2 separate regions of the Homo sapiens genome follow, and region 1 is linked to region 2. The links are chromatin contacts, found by Hi-C or POLR2A ChIA-PET in ENCODE. All regions are on one chromosome and are shown on one strand. Each heading gives the region's core, a stretch centred on a gene start or an enhancer-like site at or near the end of the contact. The rest is flanking DNA. Distances are from core to core; before and after follow the strand shown.

Region 1 (4,660 bases), core at 1,578-4,077, 700 kb before region 2:
GCTCTGCTTCTACTTCTGGGATCTTCTGCTTTACCCTGGACCATCTGTCTGCTCTCAAAGTCCTGACCCTCCCTGTTCTAGCATCCCCTGTCACCAAAGGAATCCAACTTCTATCACTGTCCTTCTAAAAGATAAGGTAGAGCATACTGATTAAATGCACAGGCTCTAGACTTTAATTTCCTAGATTCAAATCCCACTTCTTTCACTTACAGCTAGTTGTGTGGTGTTGGGGTAAGTCACTTCATCTCTTTGAACCACAGCTGGCTCATCTGCAAAATGGGCATGATAATGATACCTACATCAGAAGGTCACTGTGAGATTTAAAGAAGATAACATGCTTAATATATACCTGGCACCTAAGTAAATATCCAAGAACTATTTTCTATCGTTATTGTTTTTATGTTTCCAGTATCTACGACAGAATTGGCACTCAACAAACGTGTGTTGAGAGGGGAGGAGGAAAAGAAATAACAATCACTGGTTATTCCATTTCCTGATCAAAGTCGATTCCATTTGCTAATCCCACTCCCACCTCGGGAGGCAAATACCTTATCTCCATTTGGTTCTGTCACTCAGCTATTTCTGCAATCCCATGTCCTCTAGGAATCCTTTGCAGTTGAGAGCCAATAGCTTTCCTGGTCCCAATCTGCCTAGATAAACAAAAAACTCTCACGATTGCCCACTCCCACTTTTCATCTCAGTTACATGCATTTATCCTGATTCCTTCCCCCTGAAATTGCACTGACCCCAGATGTGTGGCTGGTGTGAACATTTGTGGATTACACATTTTACACATGAACCTACTTCTCCCCACCCTGCATGTATGTGCTTTCTGCATTTTCTTTTTTTATTTTATTTTTTTAAGACAGGGTCTCACTGAGTGCAGCGGCACGATCTTGGCTCACTGCAACCTCCGCCTCCCAGGTCCAAGCGATTCTCCTGCCTCAGCCTCCTGAGTAGCTGGCATTACAGGTATGAACCATCATGCCCAGCTAATTTTTGTGATTTTAGTAGAGACAGGGTTTCACCATGTTGACCAGGCTGGTCTGGAACTCCTGACCTCAAGTGATCCGTCTGCCTCGGCCTCCTAAAGTGCTGGGATTACAGGCATGAGCCACCGTGCCTGGCCGCTTTCTGCATTTTTAGTGTCACTCAACCCTTGTTGTCTCTGATTGTCAAGGCAACGACTACGTGTAAAGTAATGTGGACAGAGTCTTGGACAGAGAAATGCCTCAGAAATGTTTTGTGATGAAGATGAAGGAGAGGCGCTGGAAGCAGAAACTGGGGAGGGGGTAGGATTCGTGTCTCCACTTACTCTCCACCCCAGCAGGGACAGAAAGCATGCCTCCTCTTTCCTGTTCATTGGCTACATTCCTCTCTGAGGCCAGAGGGGCAAGCTGGACAATGCAAATGAACTTTGGATGAGACTTAGCCAAGGGGCCTCCAAAGGGAGAGCAGCGGGGCTGCTTAGGAGGGAATAAAAAAATAAGGTGGTCACCTATTTCTTAGCACCTTCTTTGTTTTCCCAATCGGCAAACTCCTGTCCTCTCCTGGAGATCCAAGACCAAAATGCAAAAGCTCCCTCAGAATATGTGCCTGAGTCTGAGAGCACTTTGCAGACTGGGAGGCCCCTGAGTCTCTAGCCTTTGGTATGATACTCAGGCTCCGGGGAATTGATCCTGCACCCATTATTCACAAAGCCCTATACAAGGCAGTGTTAAACTTAGGTCAAACTGCAAGTTTTCAATCACATGCTTTAGCTGTGGGATAAAGAGACACAGCAGAGAAGTGGTGATGGTTGTGTGAGCATCAAAGAGCAAATGAGACTACAAGAAGCAGCCCAAAGGGGGCAAATTTAGCCAGTCTCTTGCCAACTTCTCACTATGGATGTTCTATTGGCTTCATTTGACCCTATCCAGGAAAGCTAGGATTTCTTGTGCAGGTGGAAGTCCATTCATTCGCCTATTTCAGGGGTCTGGGTCCAGAAGAGCTTGTTAGTTCAGTCTCAGCTCCCTACTTTTCTTACTCCCCCTTCCTTTCCCCCTCCTCCTATTAACGACTGAAGGTCTGTTTCCTCTTTAGGGCTGCAATTTTGCATTTGCAGCCCCCGGCAAAACTGTCATACGTGCCCACCGCAGGTGCCCACTGCAGATGCCCGAGACCCAGAGAAATGTTTGTAAACTTTCAACCCTGACTGTACTCCCCCGGACTCCTCCCTCAGTGGGGCCGGCTGTTGGGGCAAGGCAGCTGACCTTTGCTAGGGACTCAGAGCTGCGGGGGTTCTGGAATTGAACTGGAAATTGAGTGGCAAAAGCCCCGCTGTCGTTTCTCCTGCCCCTGCTCCCACCCCGATCTTGTGGACGAGAAAAAGCTCAAAGAACAGTGAGGGGTTAAGCTCCTTATAAGGAAATGAACCTCCTCTTTCCTGTACGGAAATTGTGCTTTTTGCTTCTATATGTTCAAAATACACTGTAAAAAAACGATCCTCGATAGGATTCACCAAATCCACTTCCCTAGGGCGAGGCGGCGGAGGTGGGGGGTGGGCGTCGAGTGGGAGCGAGGAGAGAGAGGACGGGAGGGGCGGGAATCAGGCGAGTGTGTGAAGAATTTGAGGGATGAGTCATCAAAAACAAACTGGGAAAGGGAGCGGAACTAGTAATCCGAGCTGGGAAGCAGACGAACATTCATTAGACGCAGATCGTGTCAATCACGTTTGCTCCGCAAATGACCTGAGAGCCTGCCGGGCCTCTCCGACCGGAAAAAGGGTTTTGGTGGGCGGTCTAAAGATTTTGAAATCGGAAAAGGCAGATTGCTAGCGAGCCGTCAGAGCAGCTTGCCGCAGCTCAGGCGGGCTCCGCAGAAAGATGGCGTTTGCTATCAAGGTCACATGGCCACTTTAGGGGACTAAAACGAAATACTAGCTGAGAACAACAGGAACTGCCAGCACAGGATCAGATTTTCAGAAGCAGTCTCAATTCTAAGTGTCTTTTTCTAATTAGAATCGTAAGCACATTTTTTTGTATTTGTCCGAACACATGTCCTAAGTCATCAAAACTATGTGAAGGGGTGGAGTTTCACTGGGGGTCTTCTCTTTCCGGGAGCCTGAAAAGGATGGGAGGAGGGTGGGGGAAACCCAAGGGCCAGGGTAACCGCAGAACCGGAAAGCAGCACGTGCCAGGACAGAAGGCACCCACTAGGGTCTCTGCACTGAGAGCAGTATGGGAAACCGATTCCACCAGGGACTGTGAAACTCACTAGATCTGTTAGGCTGGTGCAAAAGTAATGGCGGTTTTTGCCGTTAAAGGTAATTGCAAAAACCGCCATTACTTTTGCACCAACCTTCAGGTTCGGGTCTACGCAGCTTTGTCTAACCTCTGACCTCTCATGAGTTGGGAAAGGTTACCCTGGCAAAAAAGGATTTGCTTAGGTGCCCTATACATTGTACCAGATAACTTCCTCTATGATTTTTTTTTTTTTTTTTGAGATGGAGTTTTCACTCTTGTTGCCCAGGCTGGAGTGCAATGGCACGATCTCGGCTCCTTGCAACCTCCGCCTCCCGGGTTCAAGTGATTCTGCTGCCTCAGCCTTCGAAGTAGCTGGGATTACAGGTACCTGCCACCACATCTGGCTAATTTTTTGTACTTTTAGTGGAGATGGGGTTTCACCATGTTGGCCCAGCTGGTCTCGAACTCCTGACCTCAGGTGATCCACCTGCCTCAGCTTCCCAAAGTGCTTGGATTACAGGCGTGAGTCACTGCGCCTGGCCTCCTCTGTGGTTAAGCTTTATTTATTTATTTATTTATTTATTTATTTATTTATTTATTTATTTTGAGATGGAATTTCGCTCTGTCATCCAGGCTGGAGTGCAGTGGTTCAGCTCAGTGCAACTTCCACCTCCCGGGTTCAAGCTATTCTCCAGCCTCAGCCTCCCGAGTAGCTGGGGTTACAGGAGTGTGCCACCATGCCCAGCTAATTTTTGTATTTTAGTAGAGATGGGGTTTATTTTATTTTTATTTAGTAGAGGCAGGGTTTCACCATGTTGGCCAGGCTAGTCTCAAACTCCTGACCTTAGGTGATCTGCCCATCTCGGCCTCCGTAAGTCCTGGGATTACAGGTGTGAGCCATCAGGCCCGGCCAACTATGGTTAAACTTTAGTTGATACAAGATAAGAAATGTGAACACTGTAAGCCCATTTGTTTGTGTGTTCTCTTGTTACCTCTTTTGGTTACTTTCTTATTCATTAGTGTCCTAGCAAATGTTACTTTTCAAAAATTGCAGCCTTGTCTTAACTAAAAGATAAAAAGGAATTTGTTTACTTCTTAGCCGGTACAGTTAGAGGGCATGCACTCTGGCAGCCCTGTAATATAGGGACCAGGGAAGAACTGAGGCAAATAAAAGTAGTGATCCATGAATCGAAGCATTCAAATCTAGCTGATGGTTTCTTTCTTTTGCACTTCTGCCATTTTCATGCCCCTCACCTGCAATTGACAATCCAAACTGAGAGCTGGTCCAGGATTCTCCAGCACCCAGAAGAGCCTGAGTGGGCACAACAGAAACTCAGACTTTAAGGGTACCTAGGAATGGAAGTAGTAGCAGAAGGATTAACCTTTTCATTAGCTCAGTCTTGTCCTTGCTCAGCTCTGGCCATCCCAGTTCAAGC
Region 2 (4,316 bases), core at 235-2,734:
GACAGACTTCCCTTCAACCCCAGACTAACAGAAGGAAAGAATGCACCTGAAAAGGGAGTAGCATTTGGGCAGGTCAAATGCACAAAGCTCTTATCTGCCTCAAAATGTCACTGATCCTTTATAAAAATAACAACTGGAAAGAGGTTCCAGTGCAACCTTTATAAATCTTTAGAGCTGACACTAAGGCCCAAGGAGAGCAGATGGGAAAGGAGACTTTCCCAAAAAGCGGATTGCAGAGAACAGATGGCCCTGAGACGCAGAGCGGAGGGGCTGGAAAGGACCTGAGGTCAATTATATCATTGTTAGGCAAGAAGACAATTTTTTCAGGATGACTTTTTGGCTGGGGTGAAGGGGGGTGATATTGGAACCCAGTACAGAGGTAAAAACAAACAAACCTCACAACCGTAACAACCATATGAGGAGAATTAAAGCTCTCCTGAGTTATTTCCCTTTTAACCAATAGCCTCTTTGGCTTCAGTAGCATACATTAAAACATAAATTCTCCCAAACCGAGAAGTCGGCTGACACCTCTCACCTCCAAAATCATCCAGTCAGTGAGGTCATAAGTCCATCCCTAACCTTATAGCCCATTGAGACCATCACAACAGCTGGAAACAGCCTTATCACTCTGGAAATGTAATACAGGTTTATGCCGAATTTAAGAAAACCTGATACAAGAAAATTAACTCTAGCTGTACAATTATTATAAAAGGCTTTTTATAGGGCTGCTTTGCTGTGACATTCTCCTAGGACATTTAAAATACAATATTCACACTTACCAAACACACAATTACACATTTTCCAGGCCTATAATTGCCGCATAAAATGGGGTATATCTAAGGCCACAGGCCGTGGAAATGCTAGAAAACAGGCACACTTCACTATGACAAGCTGACTTTGAAGCGAGTCAAAATTTATACTAGGGGTTGAAGGTTGGGAAACTGCTTTAAAAAACAAACACACTTCCAGGGGAAAAAATTCCACAAAAGCAATTTCGTGCACCATAGAGGGCTGGCAAGAAGCATCCCCACCTAGTCCGTATGACTCTACAGGAGAAAACAAAACACCTGTTCCAGCACCTGACACTCCCCTTCCCTCTGCAAAGCAACCAGACTGACCTTCAACTGGGTGTAAGGGGAATTGCTAAAGCCTAAAGGGGAAGGAATGGAGTGAGGCAAATAACCTCCTCTCAACAAAGTTTCTTTTGTTCACTGTGATATCAGTTTAACCAACGGGTTAAATTCGTGTGCTCTTTCATTCATCACACGCCGGTGTTATGGTGATTTGTCCTCATTACCTACTCCTGTTCCTGAAATCCTGGAGGAAGCAGTTAAGTCACTGACTCACCCATTAAACGTTGCGGGGGGTGGGGTGGCGGAGGGTAGAGAGACAACAGCTGGACAATGTTCCTGTTCTGAGGGTTACACGGCAAGCCATCAATATCAATGAGGTGCCCCAACCTAAGCCCTGGACTGTCCTAGAGCATAACAGCAGGCCAGTCTACCTCTGGAGACCGCCTGGGTGCTGGCCCCACCCCAGGGCTTGGCCCTCTACACTGGGTGGGGATTGTTTCTCATTTGTTCCTTTCTGGCCCTCCTCTGAGCTCACCGGCTATGGGCAGAACCGTGTGAGACAAAGATTTCTGACCAGGCAGCCCTTTCTTAGGGGAAGATAAGTCAAAGAGAGAAAGAACTATGCATTGAACTGTGAACAAAAAAGTACACCCAATCTATCTTTAAGCCATGTTTTCCCCTTCTTGAAACTTGTTTATATATTCCCTTCTTTGGAATCGACTTGCCCGCTGAACTCCAACTTAGCAGCAGGTCATGGCAGTTGCTTAGTAACTACATTTCTTTAAAAATCCTTTAAAAAACAACCACGAAACCACCATTTCCTCAAAGCTCCTAATCCAAGGCTGATAATTCTGGGCCAGAGGGCCCACTTAAAATAGACTACAGAAAGAGAACAAAGCTATTGCTCTAAGGCATACGCTTTTTGTTTTTACATGTGCTGCTAAAATTTCAAGTTTATTAAATTGTGTTTTATTCACTTTTTTTTCCATTTGGATGATTCCCTTAGAGTTCCAGCTGCCCATCAGTCTCTGGCTTTTATTTGTAGATTTATCTAAAGTCTACTAGGCAGAGCAGCCTTTGAATAAATGATTGTTGGGTAAATGAGGAGCAAATTAGAAAACTGTGTCCAAGTTGACACTTCTATTCTTAAACTAATAAACTTAATGGTTTATTTAACTGATGGCTGCCAGCTTCACTGAGGGCTTAGAAAGGTGGTTAAGAAGCATTCACATTTACTTTTGTTCCCAAGGTTAATTGTTGGGAGCAATTGGGGTTTATTATTTTTAAACACCCTTTTGAGATGTTAACAACCCACAATAGGCGGCTGATTAACAACTTTTTACAACAAAGAAAAATCATTCTAACAAAAAACTGTTTAGAATAGACTTAGATACTACCTCATCTTAAATATTAGAGGTATCATTTTCCCAGGACAAAAGCTTCCCTTAAAAAGCATCTCAATTCTAAGACTTCAGGACTCGCCAAGCTCCCTCCTTCCCTCTGATTTGTCACTAACACAGCCATCGCAGCCAATGCTGGAGGACATCTCCTAGGCCAAAGTCACCGCCTAGGAAGCCCACCTGACCAGCCTCTAACCCAGAGGGCCCACTTCAAAGAAGCAACACTAAAATCTCAAGTCTACTAAACTGCTTTGTTTTTTCCCATTCAGATGAACCCAACTGTTTGTGACCCACAAAGATATCCAGTCATCGCCCTCTTTCCTTTTTCCCAGTTGCTAATCACAGAGAAACAAGTGGGAGGGGGCACAATCAGAAGTCAGTACCGAAGAAGGGTTTTGCCCCAGTCACTGACAAGTTGGGGTGCCTCTAAAAGATCAGGATTTGGCACCCCATCCCAGATACACAGAATCAGAATCTACTGAGCAGGGGCCCAGGAATCTGCATTTTAACAAGCATCAGTGTGATTCTGATAAAGTTTGGAGCTGCTGGTCTTAACTTACAGAATTGGATCCTGCAGTGTCTCTGAAAAGAAAGGTGGGGCCAGAGAGTGGATAAGCTCTCAAAAATAAAACTTGGTAATACAATTGCAAATCCTTCAGGAAAGGAAAGCCCTAAAGATGCCACAGTCTTATGTGCCTGCAAAGAAAGCTGCTGAGTTTACACTTTTTAAAAATTCTGTATCACTTCTCCATCCCACTCCCCAGAAGATACCACTGTTGGTATTTTTAGTATGTGTCCTTCCAGACTTACTTCCATGCATATATGGCTTATATACATGTACTCACAATTCACACGCAAGCTTTTTTCATTTTCTGATACATCATGAAAACTCATCCATGTTGGCCAGGCATGGTGACTCATCTGAGGTCAGGAGTTCAAGACCAGTGTGGCCAACATGGTGAAACCCCGTCTCTACAAAAATCAGCCAGGTGTGGTGGCCACACGCCTGTAGTCCCAGCTACTAGTGAGGCTGAGGCAGGAGAATCGCTTGAACCTGGGAGGCGAGGGTTGCAGTGAGCCGAGATCGCGCCACTGCACTCCAGCCTGGGTGACAGAGCAAGACTCTGTCTCAAACAAACAAACAAACAAAAAATCATCCATGTCAGTACACAGACTTCATTTTAATAGCTGCATAGGATTCCATACTATGGACAGACCATAATTTATTCAGTCATATTTCAATTGATACACATTTAAGTTGTTTACAATTCTTAATATTACAATCAATGCTGCATTGTGTATTTGTGGGTTTTTTTTTGTTTTTTATATTTTATTTTTTGTAGAGATGGGGGTCTCACTATGTTGCCAGGCTGGTCTCGAACTCCTGACCTCAAGGAATCCACCTGCCTCAGCCTCCCAAAGTGCTAGGATTACAGGCATGAGCCACCATGCCCGGCCTGCACTGTATATTTGTTTGAGCATTTCTGTTGCATAGATTCCTAGAAGTGAAACTGCAGGGTCAAATTATATGCAAATTAAAATTTTTGATTAGCACTACCAAATTGAACCCCAACATCCTGAAACCTTTCTGACTAAGGATAAACTACTATTCCACTCTTCCAGCACTTTTTCTGTTTCTGAAGTGGAGGCAGAATTTACCTTTGAGGACAAATTGATCTTTTGTTTGGAGAAAAACAGTTTAATGAGCCTTTTGGTTATGCAAAAGTAAAGATTTTATTCTGGAATGGACAAAGAGGAGCTAAAATGTTGTCTGCATTATAATAGAAAAGGTGTCCTCTTGGTGAGTGGAGTTGCTGGTTCTCCAGGTTAGGCCTTAGTCCAC

What was found. A loop is a pair of places that touch in the nucleus more often than their neighbours do. ChIA-PET counts read pairs that join two places held with the same protein, here RNA polymerase II (POLR2A). Pooled maps may share reads with other maps.
Region 1: a loop to region 2 is called in a map of CD8-positive, alpha-beta T cell, with 7 times the contacts of the local background. The contact joins two enhancer-like sites. A Hi-C loop is called at or near these places in 1 of 168 maps with a recorded cell type or tissue (CD8-positive, alpha-beta T cell) and 1 of 50 pooled maps. POLR2A ChIA-PET finds 5 or more read pairs at or near these places in 1 of 52 experiments (activated CD4-positive, alpha-beta T cell).

The regions. Positions count from the first base shown.
Region 1 is chrX:71,180,223-71,184,882 of GRCh38, reverse strand. It overlaps LOC107985688 (a long non-coding RNA gene), which reads left to right. Exons shown (of 2, transcript XR_001755878.2): 2 at 866-1,501. Among named protein-coding and RNA genes, the nearest start is that of NLGN3, 38 kb to the right of the region's middle. RefSeq lists enhancers at 2,411-2,500, 2,550-2,844, 2,901-2,950. Within about 2 kb of position 2,827, at least 35 of the 41 ENCODE cell types and tissues checked have a DNase peak (open chromatin) inside an H3K27ac peak, as active enhancers do.
Region 2 is chrX:70,474,664-70,478,979 of GRCh38, reverse strand. The region is part of intron 9 of DLG3 (discs large MAGUK scaffold protein 3); the gene reads right to left. Among named protein-coding and RNA genes, the nearest start is that of DLG3-AS1, 21 kb to the right of the region's middle. RefSeq lists an enhancer at 987-1,885 and a silencer at 3,411-3,530. Within about 2 kb of position 1,484, at least 20 of the 41 ENCODE cell types and tissues checked have a DNase peak (open chromatin) inside an H3K27ac peak, as active enhancers do.